3 separate regions of the Mus musculus genome follow, and all the other regions are linked to region 1. The links are chromatin loops, found by intact Hi-C in ENCODE. Cell type or tissue: left cerebral cortex. All regions are shown on one strand.

What was found. Peaks named below come from ENCODE experiments on the same cell type or tissue, not always from the same donor. Only the 100,000 strongest peaks of a DNase experiment are listed, where the experiment ranks them.
Region 2: a loop joins it to region 1, with 12 times the contacts of the local background. A loop is called at or near these places in 11 of 42 quality-filtered maps.
Region 3: it touches region 1 in a loop (4-fold over the local background); 5 of 42 quality-filtered maps call a loop at or near these places.

What each region holds. Positions count from the first base shown.
Region 1 is chr12:116,615,767-116,623,766 of GRCm38, forward strand. The region is part of intron 2 of Ptprn2 (protein tyrosine phosphatase, receptor type, N polypeptide 2); the gene reads left to right. Among named protein-coding and RNA genes, the nearest start is that of Ptprn2, 130 kb to the left of the region's middle. In left cerebral cortex, a CTCF peak has its summit at 4,388 (motif pointing left); DNase peaks (open chromatin) are centred at 484, 1,467, 3,050, 3,679 and 3 more places; H3K27ac peaks cover 3,710 bases.
Region 2 is chr12:116,067,445-116,075,444 of GRCm38, forward strand. Gm46383 (a long non-coding RNA gene) reads right to left here. Exons shown (of 3, transcript XR_001780734.2): 3 at 7,708-8,000. Among named protein-coding and RNA genes, the nearest start is that of Vipr2, 6.3 kb to the right of the region's middle. In left cerebral cortex, a CTCF peak has its summit at 3,737; a DNase peak (open chromatin) is centred at 3,764.
Region 3 is chr12:116,277,229-116,285,228 of GRCm38, forward strand. It overlaps Esyt2 (extended synaptotagmin-like protein 2), which reads left to right and starts at 3,994. Exons shown (of 22, transcript NM_028731.5): 1 at 3,994-4,444. The coding sequence starts at 4,115. In left cerebral cortex, CTCF peaks have their summits at 3,372 and 4,043; DNase peaks (open chromatin) are centred at 3,901, 4,745 and 4,974; H3K4me3 peaks cover 3,062 bases; H3K27ac peaks cover 2,014 bases.

The DNA of each region.
Region 1 (8,000 bases):
ATTGAGAGGACTTAATGCTAGCTGGCTGGTCTGAACTTATACTAAAAGATGTTCTACAGGTAGAAAGTCCTGGTCCCTAATGGGAAAAAAATGTACCCAGGAACCAGCCAAAGCTCTTCCACCATCTCTCTCTATGCAAAGGGAACATTATCAGTGATGAGAAGGCTAGATCCCAGGTAGGAATGCCTGGCTTACTGATGGTATCGGATTCCTCCAAGTGAATACACATATGTCAGTGACCACAATTCAGAGTGAACAAAAATCTCCTCAAATCGAGAGGACTCAAGTCCATGCTGAAAATCAAATATGAGACCATAAAGAAAGTCAAGCAATGAAGTGTGTTCAGGGAGCAGCTTCCATGACTTTTGGTGCCTTGCTGTGGTACATTCAAACAAGAGGAGGAGACAGACAGATTGAAGGAAAGAATAGAAATCCCAGAAATAGATCCAAATGCATATGGGGATTTGGTGCATGATAATGATGGCATTTTAAATCAGTGGGGAAAGATATATTATTCAGTAGTGATTTGGGGACAACTGGCCAGACATTTGGAAAATATATAGCTGGATCTCTCCCAAGCTCCTTCCCCCAAAATAAAGTCCAGATGGCTCAAAGACTTAAAAATATAATGGAATTTTACAAGTACTACAAGAAAAGTTGGGGGAATTTTTAATAATTTCAAGGGGGAACTAGTTTTTATAAAGCAAGACATAGACCCAATGTATTAGTTTCTTCTCTAATTGCTGTGACAAAAATACCTGTCAATCACCAGGAGGGAGGGGCTTTTGTTCCCATTTGATTCGTTTGTTTCATGGTTGGAGGGTTAGTTCATCACTGGGAAGACATGGTGGCAGGGGAAGGAAGTGGCTAGCCATATTGAGCCTGAAACTGAGAAGAAGACAGAAACAAGTGCTGATTGGCACTCACTCTCTTCTCTTTATGGACTGTGGGGTCCCAGGCCATGGAATGAGGCCTCCCACATTTGGAGAGGGTCATTCCACATCAATAACCTAACCTAGAAAATCCCGCAGACACATCCAGAGTCCTCTTTTCAAGATGATTCTGGATATTTTCAAGTTGGCCACCAAGATTAATCTGAATATCTTGATATCTAGAAAAAGGTAAATTCACATACTTTAACTCAGTGACTCCATTCCTAGGAAATCCTGGGGTGACCATGTTTAAATGTATGTTAAATAATCAAATCTAAGATAATTTTTAAAAATGTTGCTGGAGATAAAACAAACAAACAAACAAACAAAAAACTAGGAGTCTCTTAAACGTTGGAGTGTGGCTTGTCCTGAAGACGTGTGCAGTGTGAAGAGTTAAGACATGGTAATCACTGAGGAAGTGTGGCGGCAGCTGGGTCGCATCAGAAAAAGTAAAATGGAACTTGACTTTTTCCTGAGAGATTAATTCCTTTTGAATTTTAGATGAGACATCTGCAGACCTAACTCCAAAATGTGCAGCTTGTGCACCAGTCTTGCCTGATGAGTGTAGTTTCCAACCCTCATCAAAGAGGTTTCTTTCTGCAGCAGAACATTCAAGAAATATATAAGTGGTCAAAATGCACAACTGAATGTGGGTGCTCATCCCCAACTGATACATCAGCATCAAATGTGGGGTGCTTATCTCCAATTGATACAGCCACAATGCACCCCTACACCAAAGGCCCAGGGAACAGTTTGGAAGAAAGGGTGGGAAGATTTTAAGAGCTGGAGGACCAGGAAGTCTCTTGTAGATAGTAACTTCTAGCTATGACAGGGAAGTGACACTTGTGGATTTTTAACAATATAATTGACTAAACACCATGTTGACATACCATCATGGATGGAACACTCTCACAAAGCTACACTCTTAAATGAAGTGCCAGACACTATCAATGGCTACAAAGAATCAGTTTCAGTGCCAGTTTCTGGGGACATGGAATCAAGAGCCTGCTGATTGGTTATTCAATCCTAAGAGGTTAACCCTCAACACATACATATCAGCAATACTAAATGGAATTAGTAGTCTCTCTCTCTCTCTCTCTCTCTCTCTCTCTCTCTCTCTCTCTCTTTCTCTCTCTCTCTCTCTCTCTCTCTCTCTCTCTCTCTGTGTGTGTGTGTGTGTGTGTGTGTGCATGAATGAGCATGTGTGTGATCATAATACTTAGTAAGCACTGTTCCAGTGAGTTACATCCCCAGCAAGTCACAATAATAAAGAAAAGGCCATGAACTTGAGAGTTAGTTTCAGGGAACATGGGAGGAATTAGGGGTATAAGAAGTAGGGAAGAAACAATCTCATTACAGTACTCATGTATGAAATTCTAAAGAAAAGTAAAACATTTAAATAAAAATATAAACAAAATTAGTAAGTTCAAGAAAAGGAATAAAAATTGAAAACAAAAAAAAATAGATGAGAATACAAGGTTTTTTATATTCAGGGTAAAGGATGATTTTGAGACAAGGTCTAGGAAGCCCTAACCACAGAAACAATAATGATGGAAGAATTCAGCTACATTAAAATCAAGAAGGTAAGAAAGGTGTCAGAGAACGAATCCAAAAAACCAGGCTCCAGGATGGGAGAAACTTCTCATGGCATAACCAACAAATTACTTTAAAACTGAGAACCACCAGACCACTAAGAAGAAGCCCAGCATTTGGACAGGAACTTTGATGGAAGAAATCCAAATGACTGAGGAGCAGCTAAAATGGCACTTGACTTAATTATAAAATTAGCTGTGTGAGGTCCCTGGACCCACTATATGAGTGGACCTAGGCTTGCCTGTTCCAGCTGCTTCTGGGGACATGGAATCAAGAACGACACACTCGTGGAGGACACATGGTATCCAAGAACGACAGAAGCCAAGAGTTGGGAGGAGGTCTGGGTGTGAGTGATCCTGAGCCTAAATATGATCCAGTGTCCCTAGGTGATGTGTGTGCTGCAGGAACGTCTGACATGTTCTGCATGACTCGCGGTCTTATATGCATGGCCCAGAGACAACCAAAGTTTGTATAAAGCGATTCTAACAGTTAGTTAATCCTCACCACTTACTCCCACTCAGAGTGTGGGACTTTCGAGTTGTTCCAACAGGGCATATTTGAGACCCAGGAACTGTTGTCAAAGAGGTTTTTGGAGCCTGAGCCACTGCTGGACATGTTGTAAGCTCCTTTGGAAGTTTTCTGTTTCAGGACCACATTTTTCGAGCTCAAGAGAGGTTGTATAACTTCCATTCAATTTGATAAAATCAAATTTGTTCCTTCAGTTTAGGGTGAGAGGGGAGATGAGGTAGATGAGACGACTGTCACCATCTTCAGCAGGTCTGACAACGCAATCCATTCTTCTTGTTTGGGGGTTTGGACAGGTTCTTTTGGACAACAAGCAGCTGAGCCTAGCTCTGTGCATCTCCTCTGCTGTGAAAGATTGTGAGCCCACCCTATAGCTCTGGAGTGGAGATGAATCCTAGGGGTGAACCACTGTCCCTTCATATCCCAGAGCCGAATGTCCTCACTATGGAGTTATGGACAGGTGTTTCTATCCCAGTGCTGTGGTAGAAGGAGCGATTCCAGTGTCCCCTCCTCTTCTCTCTCTCTACTCCCACCATCTCCTAAAAATAAATCCTTTTAAAATGACTTTGTCACTGTGCAAATGACAGGTAGAACACTGCATGTTTTACTGGCTGGAACCAGCTCCAGGTGAGTCTGCTTAGCTAAACCGAGGCTGGATTGTTTCTAGAGAGGCCCCGGGGACATTTTCTTTTCTGACTCTGCAGTCCAGGAAACACTGCTGTCCATCCAGGCTAGCTCAATTAGAAAGCTTCCAGCTAGAGCAGGAAATGCTGGAATTTCTTGGAAGACAGAAGGGCATTGCTCCTTGTCTTGGGGAGGCCCAGGCCTAGGGCTGGGTACTTTTTGTATGTAGGACACTTGTGTCATGCAAACAGTTGTAGCTGCAGATACTCAAGGATTTCTTGGCTTTGGGCAGGGAGCAGTGGTTGGTATGGAGTCTGAGAAAGGAAGGGGCTATGGCTGGATAAAGCCCTCCCCAGCCATCTTATGGTTGTCTGAATTGTATTTGGTGAGTTTCTTCCCCTTTGCTCATTCCCAAGCCTTGGCCTTTCTAGCCATCATGGCTCTCATCGCTGTAGCATACGCAGTACCAGAGAGGCACCCACCTGACTCTGGACTTCTTTGCAGTTTGCTAGCTTCTGAGAGGTTGGGTGTCACGTTGCAGAAGACCATTGCAAGTGGATTGTCTTAGTCTCAGAAAGTACTGGACTCTTGCTTCCTTATCAGGTAGATTCTCCCTTGTGGCTAGAGAAGGTTGGTGCTGCTGCAGCACATGGAGACCGAAAACAACTTTCTCTTTGGAATCAGCCAGAGCTGGGTCTTAGGCGCCCTCTGCAGGACAGTTTTGGGGAAACAGGATGAGAAATAACTTCCCTCTTTCTGGTGATGGAAGGGTCCACACTAAATTGTATTTTCTAATTAAAAAGTATCTCATGGTCATTGTAACATTCTATAAAATATATGTATTCCGGATATGGCACACACACTCTCTCTTTCTTCTCCTATTGGAGAAACAATTTTCAAATTACTCCCTAGAGACTGGTACCTAGGCCCTGGGTACCGTGACATCTGTATTTGACTCTGCCCATGTGATGCATCCACAGAGAGTGGCTCTGGAGAAAATGGCCTTGGCCAGGCCACAAGCTATCTGTGCTTGACTTCTTGCTCAGAGGGAAGTAGCCATTCTGACGGGGCCATGTGAGGTCCTTCTGTGATCCCTCTAGAGTTGGTGTATAGCTCGGTGGGGTGCTTCAGGGTAGGTAAGAACTACCTCCCCATTCACCCCCTGCTTTGTGGAAGCCTCCTTCTCTCTAGAAGTGACCCATGGTTGCTGGTCCTGTGGAGATGTCCCTCAGCAGTGGCTGGAGTCTGGGATCTGGGCTTTAGCTTGCCTTTCTGTGAAGTTCTGTGCTATCTGTGAGTGGGAAGGTTAGAGGCATGAAGCTGGGCAGATCTGGGTTTAGGCTTTTCTCAAGATAGGAGCACCTGATAATTCTCACCAAACTTGAGAGAAATGAAACCTAATAAGAAAATGAATACTTTTCTTGACCTATTAAACCAATTTGGTGGCAGTTGGAACTAAGGGTACCTTAGACATGTTGTCTATTGCTGTTACAAACACCATGACCATAGCAACTTGGGAAGGACAATGTTTATTTGGCTTCCATATCACAGTCTATCATCAAGTAAATCAGGGCAGCAAGTCACAGAAGGAACCCAGAGGTAGGAACCGAAGCAGAAGCCATGGACACATAGGCTTGTTCCTAGTGGCTTGTTTAGACAGCTTTCTTACACTGTCCAGGACATCTGCCCATAGGTGACACCACCCCACCCACGGTGAGCTCACTAGTTGCATTATAAATCCATCAAGGGATTGATGCAAACAGTCAAGTTACACAGGATCTCATCCTCTCAGGGAAGTTCCCACCAATGTCTCCAGAGGTGAGGTCCATAAATCTCACAGGCCCTTCTCAGTCCAGTCAGGCTGATCTCCAAGATTCAACATTGATGTCAACGCTTGTACTTCGGAAGACCTGTTCCATAGCTTTTTTTGAGGTTAAACAAACAAACAAACAAACAAACAAAAAACCACCAAAAGTTGACATTTGTCAGCCTTGTGTGGACTAACCTCAGAGACGCTATAAAATACCCGACCTTTGAACATTACAGTAAAACAAGCAGAAGTCACAGTCACAGAGAAAATTGTCAGTGTTTGCACAGGAGGGTGCATTATGCTCAGGTAAGGCTGCCAGCGTGGAAACTGTGGAGATCAGAGACCAGAGGTGGCTCTCCCTCCCGATGTGGTGTAAGGGAATACGTGACAAGCACAGAGAAGAAGTACAGGTATATCCAGGCAAGTAGACCCCAGGTCCTCGGGAGATGTCATCAGCAGATACCTTTTTCTGAGATTACCAGAATCATCCTGGCAGGAAAAATCCCCCCACCCCCAGCCCCCAGAGATGCAGGAAGACCAGCCTGCCTGGCACACAGTGAGGATGGAGGGTGTGGTGCAGGTGAGTCAGCGTGCCACACACTTTGGCTTGTTTGAGATGTTTGGGGCATTACTGCAATAAACCCAAGGCTGTTCTTTATGATGCTAAGAATCCTTGACTTAAAATCTAACCTTCCAACGCAGTCTTAAGTGCCCAATAGATACAGGTAAAGTGTTGTACAGCAAATTTTTAAAACTCCCTATCTACTGATGAATAATTCCCCTCCCTCCCTCAGCCACTGACAGTCACTGTTCTTTTTGCTTCTCTGATTCTCATGGCCTTTGCTAGTCCCTTTAAGTGAGACCTGTGGTTGGCTTATCTCTGGTAGCATGGTGCCTTCCAGGCTCATCCATACAGTCACTTGTAAGAGTTTCATCTTTTAGCCAGGCGTGGTGGCGCATGCCTTTAATCCCAGCACTCGGGAGGCAGAGGCAGGCGGATTTCTGAGTTCGAGGCCAGCCTGGTCTATAAAGTGAGTTCCAGGACAGCCAGGGCTACACAGAGAAACCCCCGACTTGAGGGAAAAAAAAAAGAGTTTCATCTTCTTTAAAGATTCAGTCATATTCTAGTCTGTGGATGTGCCAGCATTAAAGGGCAAATCAGAGAGAGACAAAACAGACCGCCCTGCCAGGTGTGGCAGGAGAGTGGTGATATGGACAGACATCAGGCTAACATGAAAGAAGCTGTTTGACAAGACTGGAAACCCTTCTCCATGTGGGCTATGTGTAACAGAGAGCTCATGTACTATATAAATGACAGCTAAAGACCATTGACCCTTTGGGCAGCATTTTTTATTTTTGAGGGTACACCTTTCTTCCAATTTGCTAGCTTTCGCTCATTCTTGAAGCACCCTTTTCCTTGTTAATAAACTATATTTTATCTTACCACATGACTCAGGTAAAATGTTTTGGCTTGAACCACAAGAGTCAAGAAATCTTAGTGGATCCCGCCCACCTCAACTCTATCAGTACGTAACACCTGTATTCAGACCTTTGGAATGAGCCCCTTGAGCCTGGGCTCGGGTTCCTGGAACTGTTATGTTCATTCCACCCCCTACATCCCCACTGAAGCCAGTGTGACTCATATTTTCTCTGAGTGGTGGCTAAAAACATCCTGATAGGAACAGTGGAAAATCTGATTGGATTTGCTGTGTTCAGAATCACACAGTTAAATATCAGAGCCATGAGCTCCCTCTGATTTCTGTATCTGGCCTGCTTCTACTCCTTGCTTGGAGGTCTTGGGTGACTTGTTGACCAGTTCTGCTGGGACAGCTTCTATCCCCTTCAGTTCAGTTTGCACCAAAGAGGAGTTTCTGCAGAGGTTCGAGTACTTTATTCTGTCGTTCTACAGCTCAGAGTGGGAGCAGCTGGCACCATGGGCCAGGCACCATCAAGACAGATGGCTGCCCGGCTGGAGACTCTCCATCTAGAGACAGTCCTGTTTAAGGAGTTTCCCCTCCTCCCTCCTCCCTCCTCCCTCCTCCCTTCTCCCTCCTCCCTCCTCCCTCCTCCCTCCTCCCTCCTGCTGTGCTCCCTTTGGTTTGGTCTCCTGGTGTTTCTTTCATGAAGGCTGTTCAAGTTTTTTTGGGAGGTTTAGTGAAGCTGTAAGGCTGTGTGAGATGATATATTTGAGGCAGCTTTGTTTATGGGAATTCTCTGGCCAGGTTGGAAGTCTATGGGTCGGTCTGTATCGTATGGCTAAGTGAGTCACAGTGATGGTCTGCATGATGCTTGTGGGGTCTGTGGCAGTCAATTGTTAAAGTAAATCACTAACCCCAATAAGGTTATGTATGCAAAAACCATACAATTCAGTTACAATATTTATAAGCCGCACACCTAGATTGGGCAAATATACCACTACACTACTCTATTCCCCAGCTATGAGATCCCTTGCTACTGTGGCTTCTCCAGGCCATGTGGTTCTGCTCCATCTTCCTTCCACCCCCTCTTTCTCTGTC
Region 2 (8,000 bases), 550 kb before region 1:
TTGTTAGGGTTTATGTGCTTGTGTAAATGTGGATGAGTGTGCATGTTGATATATTTAAGTATGTGTACATGTATATGTTTATGTGTATATATTTATTTGTGTACACGTGTATCAATGTTTACATTTATGTGTGTACATGTTTTGTGTATACATGTGTATGTCTATAGTTGTGTGCACAACTGTATATTTATGCATGTACAAGTATCTGTTTATGTGTCTATGTACATCTGTATATTAATGCATATGTATATGTATGTGTGTATATCGTATATTTATGTGTGTATGTATGTATGTATATATTTATATGTCTAAAAATACATATTTGTGGGTATATATCTGTATACATATGTACATTTGTATGTTGATATATGTATGTTTGTGTATACATGTGTGTATTTATGTTTGTGGACATTTATGTTTATATCTATACTTGTATGTGTACAAATGTATGTTATGTATGTGACAGAAGCTATCTAGGGAAGGTTATGGCAAGCAAGTGAATTTCCTGGAGATAGCCCAATGGTTTACATGGCTGAGATGGGTGCACTCTGGAAAGGTACAGCCCCAGAGACTTCATCCCAGGACTGCTTCTCACTGCTGATATGCCTGCCCTTCCTGCCATTATTACATGGCCTAATGATTCATGGGCATCAGCCCACCCTATTGGGAAAATTTTCTATGGATCGACATGAAGACAAACTTTCATAAATTAGTGCTGTTTAGAGGAATTAATAACATTATAGAATCCCTGATTTGATTCTAAGGAGATGGTTTTAGTTGTTTTTCCAGAAAGATGAAATAAAGTTAGAATCAAGAATAGAATGTGACCCTCCTCATAAAATACAAAGTGAAGGTTGCATAATAAGGAACACAATGAGCTTTCATAAACTGCACTAAGAAGAGAAACAGGCTTGGGACAGATTTGTGATCAAGGAAAAACATTCATTCTAGGTCAGGTCCAAGAATGAGGTGTGCACTATGATAAAGCAAGGCCATGTGAAACTGTGGCTTTATAATGTGAAACACTGCTTTGAACTTACTATCAATATCCTTTTGTAACCCCCCCCCTTTTGTGAAACATTTTATCTATGAGGTAATTTTATAAAGAACTTTGTCTAAGAAGGTATAAAGACTGAGAAGAAATAAAGGGTGGCTGTTGGGCCTCTGCTCCTGCTCCATCCACCGTGTGTGTGTGTGTGTGTGTGTGTGTGTGTGTGTGTGTGTGTGTGTGTATCTGTGTGTGTATACATATAAACATATGTGTATATTATATATGTGTGTCTGTATGTATGTACAGTATGCCTATATATTGTCTTTCTGCATATAAGTATGTGAATACATACTTATGTAGGTATGTGTATGTATATAAGCATGCATGTGCACTTGTGAAATTGATGAAACAGGTGCTCAGGCTCAGCCAGTGTGTGTGTGTGTGTGTGTGTGTGTGCGTGTGCACACGCGAGTGTGCTTGACTTTCTTTTTTTTTTTACTTTCTCTGTGAAATTGCCAAAAGTCATCAGCTTTTGTCCCCAGAACAGTGAGTTAGATTCTACCTGAGTGAGATCATACTTATCTTTCTGATTTATTCCCCTTAGCATAAATCCTCTGGATCTATCATATTGTGACAAATGACAGTATTTCCTACTTCTAAAATTCTGGTTAGTATTCCCATGTGTATTTATACCATTTATTTATCCACTCATCTGTCAATAGACATGTGGATAGTTTTCACAATTAGCCCGGGGCATGCAGCAGCTAACAAGGGACTCTGTTTCAAACAAGGTGATAGACACCTGAAGTTGTTCTGTGACCTCCACATATATGTCTACACTCATATACTAGAACACACATATGACATGCACAAAATATACACAATATGCAAGAGTATATTTTGTCTGAAGTACCCAAGTAATTATTTTAATTTCATTTTATTTTTAAACACTAATTTGAGATGACAGCTGTGCAGCAGGTCATCCTAAAAGAAGCTTGACTTAGCGGCAGAAGAAAAAAACAGGAGGGGTGAAAGGGAAAAGGGAAGAAGAGGAAGGATGGGGGAAGGAGAAAGAAGAAAGAAGAGGAAAAGGAAGAGGGAGAGAGGGATGGCATTTAACATCTTGCTTCCCCTGGTCTGTTTAGTGAGCTAAGCAATATTTTATTGACTTTCAGTTATGTAGTGTTTACTGTCCTTGAACCCATGCAAATGTCTGAAAATCCCTAAAGTCCTGGGGGCAATGACATTCTTGCAAAGAGACCAGGCTTCCCTGCATGCCATCTGCTCCCTTGTGAAGTTATTTTTCTCTGACACAAAGATGGCAGGCTTGAAAGTGCTGAGAAATAGTGACCATGAGGTGAGTAGACACATGCAACTCCACTACACAACCACAACATACACAGCACAGCACATACATACAAACATATACACCACAACACACAGGCACACCACAACATACAGACACACCACCACAATACACACACCACAGCATATAGACACACATATCACAACATACACACATACACCACAGCATACAGACACACACCACAACACATACATCACAGCACATGCATAAATACACACATACAAGCTGCCAGCTACACTTATCACAACACACACAGGCACAACACAGCATACAAACATATACATCACAACACACACATCACAGCACATGCATAGCTACACACACAAAAGCTGCCAGTTACCACAACACACAGAGGCATACCACAAAACACACACATCATAGCACATGCATACACACACACACATAAAAAAGCTGCCAGCTACACATACCACAGCATATATACATGAATATATAATACATGCATCTCACCAGACACATGATACCAGCTACATGTTTATACACATAGCATGTCACACACAGACACATATATCACACCAGCTGCAAACACATACATACATTCTACACCAGCCACACAAACACACCCACCATGCCAGCTACATATAACATAAGTCACAGACACATATGCAGATACATATGCACCACACCAACTGCACACACACCATACTACACACACACATCAACTGCACAAATATACACATGCCCCACTACATTCAGACATATCACCATACTAGCTACACATATATGTATTCATGCACACATTACCATACACACAAAAGCATGTATCACATCACCTACATACACATGTGTCCAAATAGTCATAGATGAATGACAGCTTCCCTATCCTGAGAACTTGACTTATTAGGGTATGTGTCAGTCTCAACTATTTTGATCTGCTATGTTTAAGACTATCACAGCTACTTAGAATCTGTGAATGATCACTGACGTGTGTGATTACTGTTCTTGGTGTAGCACTGTCTCTGGGGGATAGGGGGAGAGTGGAGCATCTTCTCTAGGATGTTATAGCTCCAAGATATAGAGCTAACTTTCAATGAAGCTGAGTCTCTGCATTGCCCTCTTTCACATTTGGTGGGCATCTTTCCCAGGAAACGTTGCCTGGAATTTACAAGAGACAGCTCAAACCCCTGTCCCTCGTGCCTGGTTTCACACATATCATGCTGTTCTGTTGCTGGGAGGAAGACGGGTTCTAACAATATTGCTCACACAGGTCCTGGCCTCTCAGCTCAAATGTTCCTTTAGCCCTGTTGTCAGGCAGGCAGTACCTTTGGTGCCCCTCCCCATGGCCCACTCTTCAAGGCCTCTTGTTTCACCTCTACACTGGGAATCCCCTGCCCAATCAGAAGATAGTGCGAGGCAGACATTGTCCACTGAGGGGCAGTGCTCCCCTGGCCAGAACACTATAGCCTCAGGAAGCACCCAGGAGAGAGCCCAGATGGAAAGATTTCACACACCACCGCAGGGCATTGCATAGAGGCAGCTGCATAGGTAAAGGGCAGGGCACAGCTACACAGTCCTGATTGTGAATATATGGTGCACAAGAACATTCATATTTATAGGCGCTACCCAGGTACACAAGAGTGCTACTGCACAGGGAGTCCAGCATGAGTACCTTCGATCCAGGGGTGGGAACATGAGTGTTTGCGGCACTTCCTGGACTGGGGCACGAGGCATCTACCCATACATTTTAAGCTAGGAACAATGTGGCTGGGAATGAGAGGTATTGTTTGCCAGAACCAGAGGTTGGGGTTGGGGTTGGGGTGACGCACCTGGAGTGGAGTCCAGTGCGTCCACTCCAACCCCATCGATTCTCAGTAAGTTCTTCTCCGCTAAAAAGGAAAATGAGTGAGGCTCACATCCTGCACAGCATCCCAAAACCTCCCTCTCACCTCATGTTCCAGTCTGTCCCGGCTGCCGGCTCACAAGACTCCATTTTTACATTTCATTTCATTTCATTTCATTAAGAATTTAATTAAAACATTACTTTTAAAGGAGCACTTCATGACAAGAAATGTAAGAAAATGAAGGTATTATTTCCTCTCCTGTCTTGCAGCATCAAAGAAGGAACCAAAGGCATCATGAACTCCAGACAAGCGCTCCCATTGGCTCCCAGCCCTGAATATTTTCTTATTCAAAGAGAATAAGACAACAAAACTAAGGCAACGTTGGCCTCAGAGCTTTTTAATTTCACTTACTGAACTCTGATTATATCCTGAAATTGAAGGTTTGCTCCAAACTAATTCACACACCTTTGATGTTTCACACACTTTTGTAATTAAATAAATCATGACTAAAACAAGATCTTTTTCTCCCAATAGAAAAACAGAGTGGGCAATATCTGTGGCTCTCAGGGCCACCCCCACTAGCCCTGGTGTTCTCATCTGTCCTGGAGATGCTAAGAGAGGGAACTTAGCATCTTCAAACTCACTATTCCAAATTCAAATCAATATTCTTTGAAGAAGAAAACATCAACCAGCAGGAGATGATCGCTACACTGTGGCAAAGGCTATCTGCTCACTTGGCTTGTTGGGGGAGCCACTTAAAGAATCCTCAGCATCAGAAGGGCATTTACACCAGAAAAACAAGATGCATCCTTTGGAAAAAGCAGGAGTCCACTGCTGCTGTCACAGCTCCCCAAGCACTCTTCAAGAAGCACTTTGTTCATGCTTAGGGACACTCAGATGTCTCATGGTACCCATGGGCTCTAAACTTGATGAAACTATGAGGATCCTGAGGCCATTGTAAAGTCACCCATAAGCCCTGGATGAGAAATGCATGATAAGGGGGCTGGCGAGATGGCTCAGCGGTTAAGAGCACTGACTGCTCTTCCGAAGGTCCCGAGTTCAAATCCCAGCAACCACACGGTGGCTCACAACCATCTGTAATGAGATCTGACGCCCTCTTCTGGTGCATCTGAAGACAGCTACAGTGTACTAATGAATAATAATAAATAAATCTTTTAAAAAAAAAGAAATGCATGATAAAATCAGACAAACTCAGATAGATCAATGGCTATCATGCACACTTTCTCTTAAATGTCGAAACAAATTGTCTTTCTGATAAACTCCTTGACACCTATAGATAGCGTAGGAGAAGAGGAGGAGGAGGGGAAAGGGGGAGGAGGAGGAGAAGGAAGGGGAGGAAGAGGGGAAGGAGGGGAAGGACAGGGAGGGGAGGAGGGAAGGAAGGTGCAGGAAGGGGAAGGGGAGGAGGGAAGGGAGGTAGAGGAAGGGGAGGGGAAGAGAAGGAGGGGAGGAGGAAAGGAGGGGAGGGGGAGGAAGGAAGGGGGAGGGAGAGGAGGAAGAGGAGGAGGAGGAGGAGGAGGAGGAGGAGGAGGAGGAAGAAGAAAAGTAATTGGATTGTGGATTCTGAGTTTTGCTTTTTTAGCTCCCTCTTCTGGTTTTCTCTTACTCTTCCTTAACCATGCTTACCCCAAAAGAAACTCCACTGTGTGGAGACAAACACTGCAGAATGTGACTCCTGTGGGGAGGGAGACCGGTCAAAACAATCAGCCAGGGGTCCTCTGGTAGAGTAAAGGGGAATTCTCAGCAAAAATGTGGGCAGCACCATAGGCTAGCCACCCTCCCAGTTCTTCACTTACAGAGCATCAAATGGAATACTCAGCTGTAACCTCCACTCAGAAGGTTTGTATTAAAAGCACAATGTTATTTTTACTTGCTATCTGTCCATCTAACTGTTCAGCCAATAAGTTTAACTTATTAGGGCAAAACCACAAGAAAGCATGTTTGCTTGCCCTGTGACTTCTGTGTGGATACTGATCTCCTCAGCAGACAGCACACTCCCGTAATAACAAGCCTGGGCTCTCTTTGCATGGCCAAACACAGCACCCAGAACAGTTGGAGTGCTGCATAAACGCTTGCTTTCGATTGAGTGGTCTGTAGGACATTCTCGCTTTCTGAATGATTGTCTAGGAACAGGCCAGGAGCAAAGACAATGAGACTAGTCAACACTAGGGCCACAAACACCACACCCAAGCTCTACTCAGACAGCTCAGCGACAGGGAGATAAAGGTAGGTCACAAGCTCTCAGTGAGTTTGCAAAGTCGTGGTGGCCTGTGAACCTGAAACCGTGCAAGAGCTCTGTGCACACCAGCACATGTCAAATGGCAGAGACAGAGACACCATAGTCCTCTGCTGGCTTCACTGGGGCGGGCTGGTTTCTCGATCTGCTCAGGTGCAGTGCTTCTCAGGTGTAACTCAGAGTCTTATGGCTAGGCATAGTGGCACACATTCATAATCCCACTGCTGAGGAGATGAAGATAAAAAAAAATCCATGGTCAGTCCTAGCTAATGCAGAACAGAGTCTGAGGCCAATCAAGCTACATAAGACCACCTTAGAAAACGAATACAGCACAACAATCACAAAACAGCCCACAGCGTGTGTGGAAGGGGTCCATCTGAAGGCTCGAAGACAGAGAAGGAGCTCCTGGATTCTGAGATTCCCTGAATCTTCATATAGAGCATCCCTTCTCTGGCCTGTGTGTAGGAAAAACTTAGCACTAAGTACTGGGCTATTTATTCTGCATAACTTGTGCCTCAACTGCAAAATCTGAAGAGCAAATCCATTCTTTTCAGTACTGATAACACACAACTGAGTCGAACCTGAACCAGAGTTCATGAGCTCAGATCTGGCTAAAGAAGGTAGCTGTGGAGTAATTCAGCCATGGCCCGTCTCCACCCCCACCTACCTTTCCCTGATTCTTGGAGTTCAAGCTGTCTTCCTCTCTATTGATTGTATTGAGAATCCAGGGTCCCCTGACTTGGGCCTCAGAACTCCAGGTTGAGAATCTCAACTCTGGAAGCCAGAAGCTCTTGAGCTTTTGCCTGGGCTAAGAATTGCATCAGCTGCTTCATTGGATCCAAGGCCTTCAGACCCAGATGGAGCCATGATACCAGCTTTCCTGCTTCTGCAGCTTGTAGACAGCTTGTTGTGGGGCTTCTCAGCCGCCATACTCAGGTAAGACAGAGCCCTAGAAAATCTTCTTTCCTCTCTTCTTGGTTCTGATGTCCTGGAGAACCTTGACCATGCAGGGAAGATTAGGCTCAGAGTCTGGAAAGGCGTTTGTGCTCAACACACATGTATTACTAGATTACCATTAAGCTCAATATAAAAACAAATTATAAGGAAAGTTAAATTTAAAAATATATACATATATATATATTTTTACAGGTACTATGAGCTGCTCACCTTCTAGAAAAACTGAGCCTGTGGTATGGGTGGGTCAGACCTGATAGTGAGGTGAGACACCCATGAAAACCTGCTCCATTCACTGACTACCTCTGTAAAAAAAAAAAAAAGACACAAAGGCTGGCCTTTCAGATTTGTATAATAAAATAAATTACAAGGTTGTTTTCCCCAGCTTTGACAGGATATTAGGTAAAACTCATTTTCACTTTAAAGACTCATAACAATATGAAATGCATATAAATCTTACATTTAGTTTGCTTTGCAGGGTATTAGCAGGAGTCAGGAGGAGCCACCAACCCATCATCTGATGCGTTTTTGCAAAGGAGATTTGCCCTTTACAAATCAGTTGCGTGTTGTCTTCCTTCTGTGCACATGAGAGGTGCAGAAGCCTTGGAGACAACCGCAGCTGTAGCCCCTAAT
Region 3 (8,000 bases), 340 kb before region 1:
CAAGTAACTTCCTTCATCTGTTACAAAAAAAAAAATCCCATCCCTTTTCAAGATCAATTCTCTGAAAATTTGCCTGTTGCATCTCTATCTCTGAAGAACATTCTGTTCACTAACTCTTTTTACATGTTTTCACTTTGTAAGTACCATGGTCCCACACTTTAAGCTTGTAACCATCATTCCCAGTACATTATGTAAAGTATAAAGTATAATTCCTGGCACAAACAAGACACAAAATAAATGATATGAATATCATTACATTATTGTTATTTTATGTTATTATTGGAATTACGACAGTTAGGGAAGAAGAAAATTGGAGATGCCAAAATTGTGGCTCTCTTTATAAATTTATGTCATTTTTCATTGATAGTAAACCATGATTAAACACTTTCTTAGTTTCAGTAAGCCAGCTGACACTCTTCTTTTTTTCTGTACCAATGAAGAGGCTAGTAGGTGAAGCGCTACTCTCTTCACCATCTTCTTTTTGCTTCCCTTCCCATGAGTGTAGGCAGAGTAGGTGAATATGATGAGCAGCACTTTAGACATTGCAGCAGGAGAATCATCTTTTTTTTTTTTTTTTTTTGGTTTTTCAAGACAGGGTTTCTCTGTATAGCCCTGGCTGTCCTGGAACTCACTCTGTAGACCAGGCTGGCCTCGAACTCAGAAATCAGCCTGCCTCTCCCTCCTGAGTGCTGGGATTAAAGGTGTGTGCCACCACACCCGGCTCATCATGGGTTTTAAGTTTGTGAGTTCACACACACACACACACACACACACACACACACACACACACACACACACACACACACGTTAACTGAATGGTTGGAGAATGAGAGAAAATAATATCTTTGCATGGGCCTGCCTTTAAAAGAAGTTAACATGTTAAAAGGTCAGAAAGATACCTGAAAAATAAGGGGGAAAACACAACACTGTAGAAGACTTGTGGAGGTGGCAACATGGAAGAACATAAAGGTGACAACCAGCAACAAAACAGAGACCTCAGCTGCCACACAAGCATAAGAAACTAGTCTTTCCATCACCTAAATTAATGTATAGTGTCATGGTTTGAAAATGCTTGGTCCAGGGAGTGCACTATTTGGAGGTATGGCTTTGGTGGAGTAGGTGTGTCACTGTGGGTGTGGGCTTTAAGACCCTCATTCTAGCTGCCTGGAGGACAGTATTCTGCTAACATCCTTCAGATGGAAGATGTAGAACTCTCAGCTCCTCCTGCACCATGCCTGCCTAGATGCTGCCTTATTCCTGCCGTGATGATACTGGATTGAACCTCTGAACCAATTGAATGTTGTTCTTTATAAGGCTTGCCTTGGTCATAGTGTCTGTTCACAGCTGTAAAACCCTAAGACAACTATGGACTGGAGCCTCAATGGCAAGAGCAGACTTTTATTGCTCTGAGAGTTTGGATCTCAAGACCTAGTGGCCAGGGTGTAAGAGAATGCACAGTTCAGTCTGGGAGGGGTTTTGCAATCAAGAGTAGGGAGGGGTAAGAGCATGGCTTCTCCTGTCCCAGAAACTGTTTTTTTGGACAGTTTTCCAAAACTGTGAGTCAGGAGATAAGTCAGCTTGTCTATTTTTGTAGCCTCTGGGCTCCAGGGTGTGTGAGAGGTGAGCGTCATTAGACTTCCTAGCTTTGATCCTGTTTCAGGGTTCTGGTTTAGAAGGAGGGGTGTTCCTTAGGATTCCTCTTGTATGCTGTCTAATGTGGCTGCTGGGAACCAAACTCTGTTCCTCTGGAAGGTCAGCAAGCACTCTTAATCACTGAGACATCTCTCCATCCTGGGATCCCTTATTTAGACATTATTAGAACTTAGCAGCATTCAGAGCGTTAACTTCTGATGTGGGAAAAATGGGTTGCCATTTGCTCTTTTGCTTTTTTATGGTTTATATGATGTAATTTCATGTGGAAGTACACAAAATAAAGTGAAAGAAAAAAAGGACATACCCTTCTTGTGAGGTGGTTTGAATAAGAATGCCCGCTGTAGGATCAGAGATTTGAATCCTGGGTCACCAGGGAAGGGCACTATTTGAAAGACTGGGAGGTTGGCCTTGCTGGAGGAAGTGTGTCACTGGGGGTGGATATTGAGGTTTCAAAAAACCCATTAGGAGCCCAGGGCTTCTCTCTTCCTGCTGTGGGCAGATCTGGATGTGGATCTCACAGCTGCTTCTACAGTGCCATATTTGCCTGCATGCCACCGAGCTTCCTACCATGATGATAATGTACTCAATCTCTGAAACTGTAGGCCAGCCCCAATTAAATGTTTCCTTTTATAAGTTGCCATGGTCATGGAGTCTCCCCACAGCAATAGCACTCTATGACACTTTGCTTGGTTTATTGCCCTTTGTCGAGCAGACTACTGCTCTCTTTCAAACATGGCATGTCTCTGAAATGCTGTAATACATATTCACACATACTCACGGGAAAATCTTCCACAGGTGACTTTGCATTTATTTATTTATTTGCATTTATTTGTTCATTCAGAACTTACTACATAAACCAAGGCATTTATTTTTTCAAATACATTGGTGAATCAAAAACATCAGGTTGCAGAAAAGTGGGAACTTTGTTTTCTGTAGGTTTCAGATACTGATGACACTGGTAGCTTTGTGTTGGTGCAAGGTAGTGGTGGGTTAATATTTGAATCACAAGGATTGTGGCATAAAATCAGACACAAGAGATGGGCAATGAATGGCTACTAATGGAACAAAGTATGACCCAGGATAACTTGGCTCTGAATCTGCAACATTCCACAATCATAGTCGTGGAATTATCCTCCTGGAAAATTTTCTTAAAAATTATGCCTCTGTGTGTGTGTGTGTGTGTGTGTGTGTGTGTACAGGCGATTGTGAAGACCAGAGGTATTAGATCCCATGGAGCTTTAGATACAGGTGCATGTGAACAGCCAGATGTGGATTTTGGGAATTGACTCAGGAATTGGGTTCTCAGGTGCTGGGCCATCTCTCCAGCTCCTCTTTAGCAAACTTTAAAGCAGATGTCTTTTTTTCTCTTCTCTTCCCTTTCCTTACTTCCCTTTTTTCCTTTTTCTTTTTTGCAAGCTTCACATATGTCCCCTCAGATGTCCCCTAAGAGTTTGGCCTTGACGGGGGTAGGGGGTGGTGGACCCTGGCTGCCTTTTTTTTTTTTTTTTTTTTTTTTAAATCTTCATGACAACTGTGCTTTCCTAAGCTCACTGGGGCCATTTTGTTTGGGAAGTCAGACCTGAAGGAGTACTAGACCCAGAGGCGCCACCACACAGTAAGGCCTCAAGGTAAATTTTACTGCAGCAGGCGCAAAGTTCTCATTCCACAGAGGCAGGCCCAGGAGCCATCCTCTCACCCTAGGAACCTGCAAGTTCAAGTTCTCCGCCAGGGAGCTAGGACAGGCAAGAGGTTGGCTGACGAACGCCGAGCTCTCCGCTAAGCTGGAAAGGACTCAGCCCGCTAGCCTTCCCACTAGTCAGGGCCATTGCTCCCTTCCAACACCCGCGGAAGCCACACCTCCCTCTCCGGCCGTCCCTGCGAGCCAAGTCCGGGTGTGTCCCCCTGGCGCGGCGCCCACCCTCCGAGGGCGCAGACCGAACCGCCCTCACAGGTTAGGGGCGGGGCCTGCCTGGCGTGATGGCTTCGCCTGCAGCCCCTTCTTGGTGTAACGACCGGAGAGTAGCAGCACAGCAACCCCAGCGCAGAGGCGGGTCCGACCGCGCGATGACACCAGGCACAGACCATTCGCCGCCGGGGGATCTTTCCTGAGGGCGCGGACGAGGGAGCGGGATCCGGTTGGCGACTGACACGTCGCCCCGCCCTAGATTCTTTCAGGGTCGGCTGTCTCTGAACAGTGGATCCCAGTGAGGAAGAGTCGGGCGCATGCTGATTGCGTCACCAAACCACGCACTCAGCCCGAGCAAGCCCCTCTCTGGGAGAGGCCTCGGTGGGGGAGGGCCCTGCGCACTGTGATGACGGCAAGTCCCGCCCGTTTGAGGAGTGGAGCGGTGGAGCCCGCGGTCCCCCTCAGTGGGGCGCTGGCGCGCGGGCTAGAGCGACCTGCGGTCCGTGGGAGAGCCGCGCCCGCCTCGGCAGGGAGGAGTGCTCAGCGCGGCTGGAGATGAGTAGCGCGGGGGGCGAGGGGCCGGAGGCCGGTCCTGGCCGGGCTGGGGGCCGCTCCGAGCCCGAGGCCCCGGGCAGCGCTCTGAGTGTGGACTTGCCGGGGCTGCTGGGGCAGCTGGCGCGCAGCTTCGCGCTGCTGCTGCCGGTGTACGCCCTGGGCTACCTGGGGCTGAGCTTCAGTTGGGTGCTGCTGGCGCTCGGGCTGCTCGCCTGGTGCCGCCGGAGCCGCGGCCTCAAGGCCAGCCGCCTGTGCCGCGCGCTGGCGCTGTTGGAGGACGAGGAGCAAGCTGTGCGCCTGGGAGTGCGCGCCTGCGACCTGCCCGCCTGGGTGAGTGTTGCCCCCCCAGACCTGAGCGGAGTCAGGTCCGCACCACCCTTCTCCCCTTCTCAGTGACGGGTGGGGAACTCAAGCCCCAGCCCGAGTGAAGTGTCAGCCACCGCTTGTTCCGAATCTCCGTCCGATCCGGGATCCGCACAACCAGGATCCCGGACCGAGTCAGGTGTGCGACCTTACTGCTGTCTGCCTCTCCTGCTGTAAACTGCTGTCTGCTGTCAGCACTCTGCCCACCTGCTTTCCTCGGGAGTTCTGGCCACTGTGGCCCACCCCGGCTCTGAGCGACGGTCTGCGTCCGAGTCTCACTTGTGTCAGCGCACCGCCTCCCCCACCTAAGTCAGGTGTCCTTATTGCTGTCCCCACCCTCATCCTGGGCGAGGTGTCCTGGTCATTATCTGCTCCGAGAGTGTCCGCTCTCAGTCCTCTTCCTGGCTTTCAGTCCTCCTCGCCCATCGCTAGCAAAGTGCGCAGGTAGTGAATACTTCCTAACTTGGCAGAACTGGTCATTGTTAGTTGCTGGGCCTCTTCCTCCTCTCATGCTGGCAGTGACTACCGCCCAGAAGCACACTTGGTGGGCGATGAGATCTCAGTTGTCCAGAGCGATTCTGTAAACCTTTTGCAAGCATGGCGCTGCAGGCCTGGAACCGTCCAGATTCTCCTTTCTGATTTAAAAAGTAGTGACAGCCAATATGGGGAGAAGTTAATTAAAAAAATCAGGAAGACTCATTCATTTCTTAGTTGTGTCTAACACGATTGAAGTGTTCCTGAAAAGCTTATGTTAGAAGAATTGAAATGTTTGTTTCATTGTTTAAAATACCAGAGGGAAGACTAGGCACTTTGATATGATCATTTAATATCCAGGATCTAACATATATAGAGGGAGATTTTGAAAGTGTTAACAGTAATGATAAGTTATGGTATTGATTATTTTTTCCTAAAATTGCTTTTTACTTATTGAGTATTTGAACCTATTGGAGAAGGCATTATCATCTTTTTCTCTTCACTGTCTTTCTTAGCAAAGAGTTAGTGTCATAGTTTCAGATAGAAGGAAATAGTGCATATTTTAAGATAAATGTTGCACAATGTTAGGCTTGATGTAAATGTCTGTGGAAGTAGGTAGTGGTAAGTTTTGAAAGGTAGAAAGAAGGAATTTAAATGGAGAAAGAACTTGGAGAATGTTCCTCCTTTCCAGCTAGGAAACACCTGTGAAATATGGCATGGACTATGTGGAACAAGTATCAAAAAACAAGAATTAAAGAGGAAGAGTTCCCTAAACCAAGAGGAACATAATAGGTAGCGCTTCGTGATGACAGTTAACAACTGAAGTTAGAACTGTAATGGTGAAGCACTTTTGAAACTTAAAAGACCTGCAGATACATAGTGAATGTATAGGACAGGAGTGTTTTGGAAAATGAAAGTAACTGATATGAGATACCATTTAGCTAGCAGTAAAGGAATATAAAAAAACAGGAAGTTAGAGTAGCTAAGGTGAGAACAAACAAGAAACAGTGGTATACTGTAGAATGCAGTAGTGGTGTCTTGTGTTTCTGCCACACTAAATTAAATGCTGCCAGAAAGCTGGTTAAAAACTAGTAGTTAAATGACCAATAAACAACATAAGTAAGACTGAAGTCTTCAGGAGCAGGGTGGTGCTGACTTCCAAAAATACTTAATTATTGAGCAACTGATATAAACTAGCTTTTAAAACACTGTTTGCAAAGTGCAAATGTTTTCACAAAGGAAATAAAATACAGTTGCTGCCATAATGAGCCAAAATTTTAATGGAATAAAAAGATAATTGGTCAGTTTTCTTGTTTTTATTTTTGTTTCTAATTGTTTTTTGTTTTTTAGTATTAGGGTCAGACCTAAGGCTTCCATAGCAATAGTAAAGTGGTCTACCACTGAACTACATTAACAACCCCGTGCAGAGTTTTGTTTGTTTGGGTTGGTTGTTTGGAGACAAGGTTTCCTCAGCTACAGTGGTGGGACTACAGATATGTGCTAACATGCTTATCTAGTTCCTGGGGTTTCTGGATGTTGATTTGATAGGTTGTCTTGAAAGTGATGTACATGCCAAAGACTGTAATGTACATTGATGACTGTGACTCATTGTGGAGTAGAAACATGAGAAGATATGAGCTAGTATGGTACCAACTTTCAATTTCCACCGTTAGATAAATTCACCCACAGTTTTTTCATTTTATTTAGCAAAATGAAAATTTAAGGTGGACATGAGGATAGGGACAATGCTGCACTTTTATTTTCATTTGAAAACTCAGAACTTGGTAGAATAAAGTGTGATTCTTTTCTGTTTTTACTACTGCCAGTGTATACTGATGTTATGGCTGTAGGCATATGGCATAGAAACATCAACCTCTTGTGTACATTGTTGCTTAGCTTGGTGAAAGTTGTTATTTTTTTTACTCATTGTGTGGATTACTAAGAACCAAAACAATCCAGTTTCTTTGGATATGTTCTCTTATTGTGTACACCTTTAGAGGGATAACTTTCTTCCCAGTGTTTTGTTGTTGTTGTTGTTGTTGTTGTTTTTGTGAAAGTTTAGGAGAATGTAGCTTTAGCCAACATATAATATCTATAATTTAAGAACAAAGTAAATAAAAGAATGCATGGTAGTGTCTTGAAAAGAAAGAGTAAACAGTTGGCTTTTTTGATACTTTCAGAATGATGTATGAGACTTGAGTCACTTGGTATAAACAATCATTTTAATCTGAGTACTTCCTAGCACTCTGAGGATGAGATGGAGGTGCTGCTGAGTTTCTTCTCTGCATTCACACCTGGTTATGCCCAGCTAGTACAGGCTGTGCCAATTAGATTGCATTGCCAAATGTAAGTGTTCCAGTAACTTAGAACATAGTTCCTGAGGTTTCTAAAAATAATCAGTAAATTCCCGGGTTGTTGTTTAAACTACACTAAATTTAAATTTCCCATATAAGTACTTATCAGCCTGTATGTTGAGGCTTTAGTTGTATTATTCTCATTTTAATTTTAAAGATGGGACTTAGATCAAATATGAGTATTTTACAGATATGAAGTAAAGCTATAAATCTAGTGTGTAGATTGGTTTGTGTGCCTATAATTTTACAATGCACTGTGTGTGGTCTTTTGTATTTTGTTAACAGTTTATCAAATCATCCTTTTTAATTTCCATGACAAACAGGAACTTAATCATACCTTTTTGATGAAATATAAAAAGTCATCCTATCTTCACATTTATATTCTTTCCAGGTAGGTGTAACTGACAATCTAGTAGGTAGACCGGTGATAGCCTCAGGTAGCATATTGTTAACTTTCAACCCATCATGTCAGCTGGACCTGGGATAAAGGGCCTGAAAGAATGGACAGACTACAGCCGGATGCTGCAGACCATCTTACTTCAGTTTCAGTGTACTTTTATGCATGGATTACTTTCATGTAACAACGAAAGTAATGATCCAAGGAAGGTTGAGTTCAGAAAAACATGATCAGAAAAACAGTAACTAAACCCCAGTAAGCACGTACGGAATATTAACAGAGCAGCCCTTTCTCATAA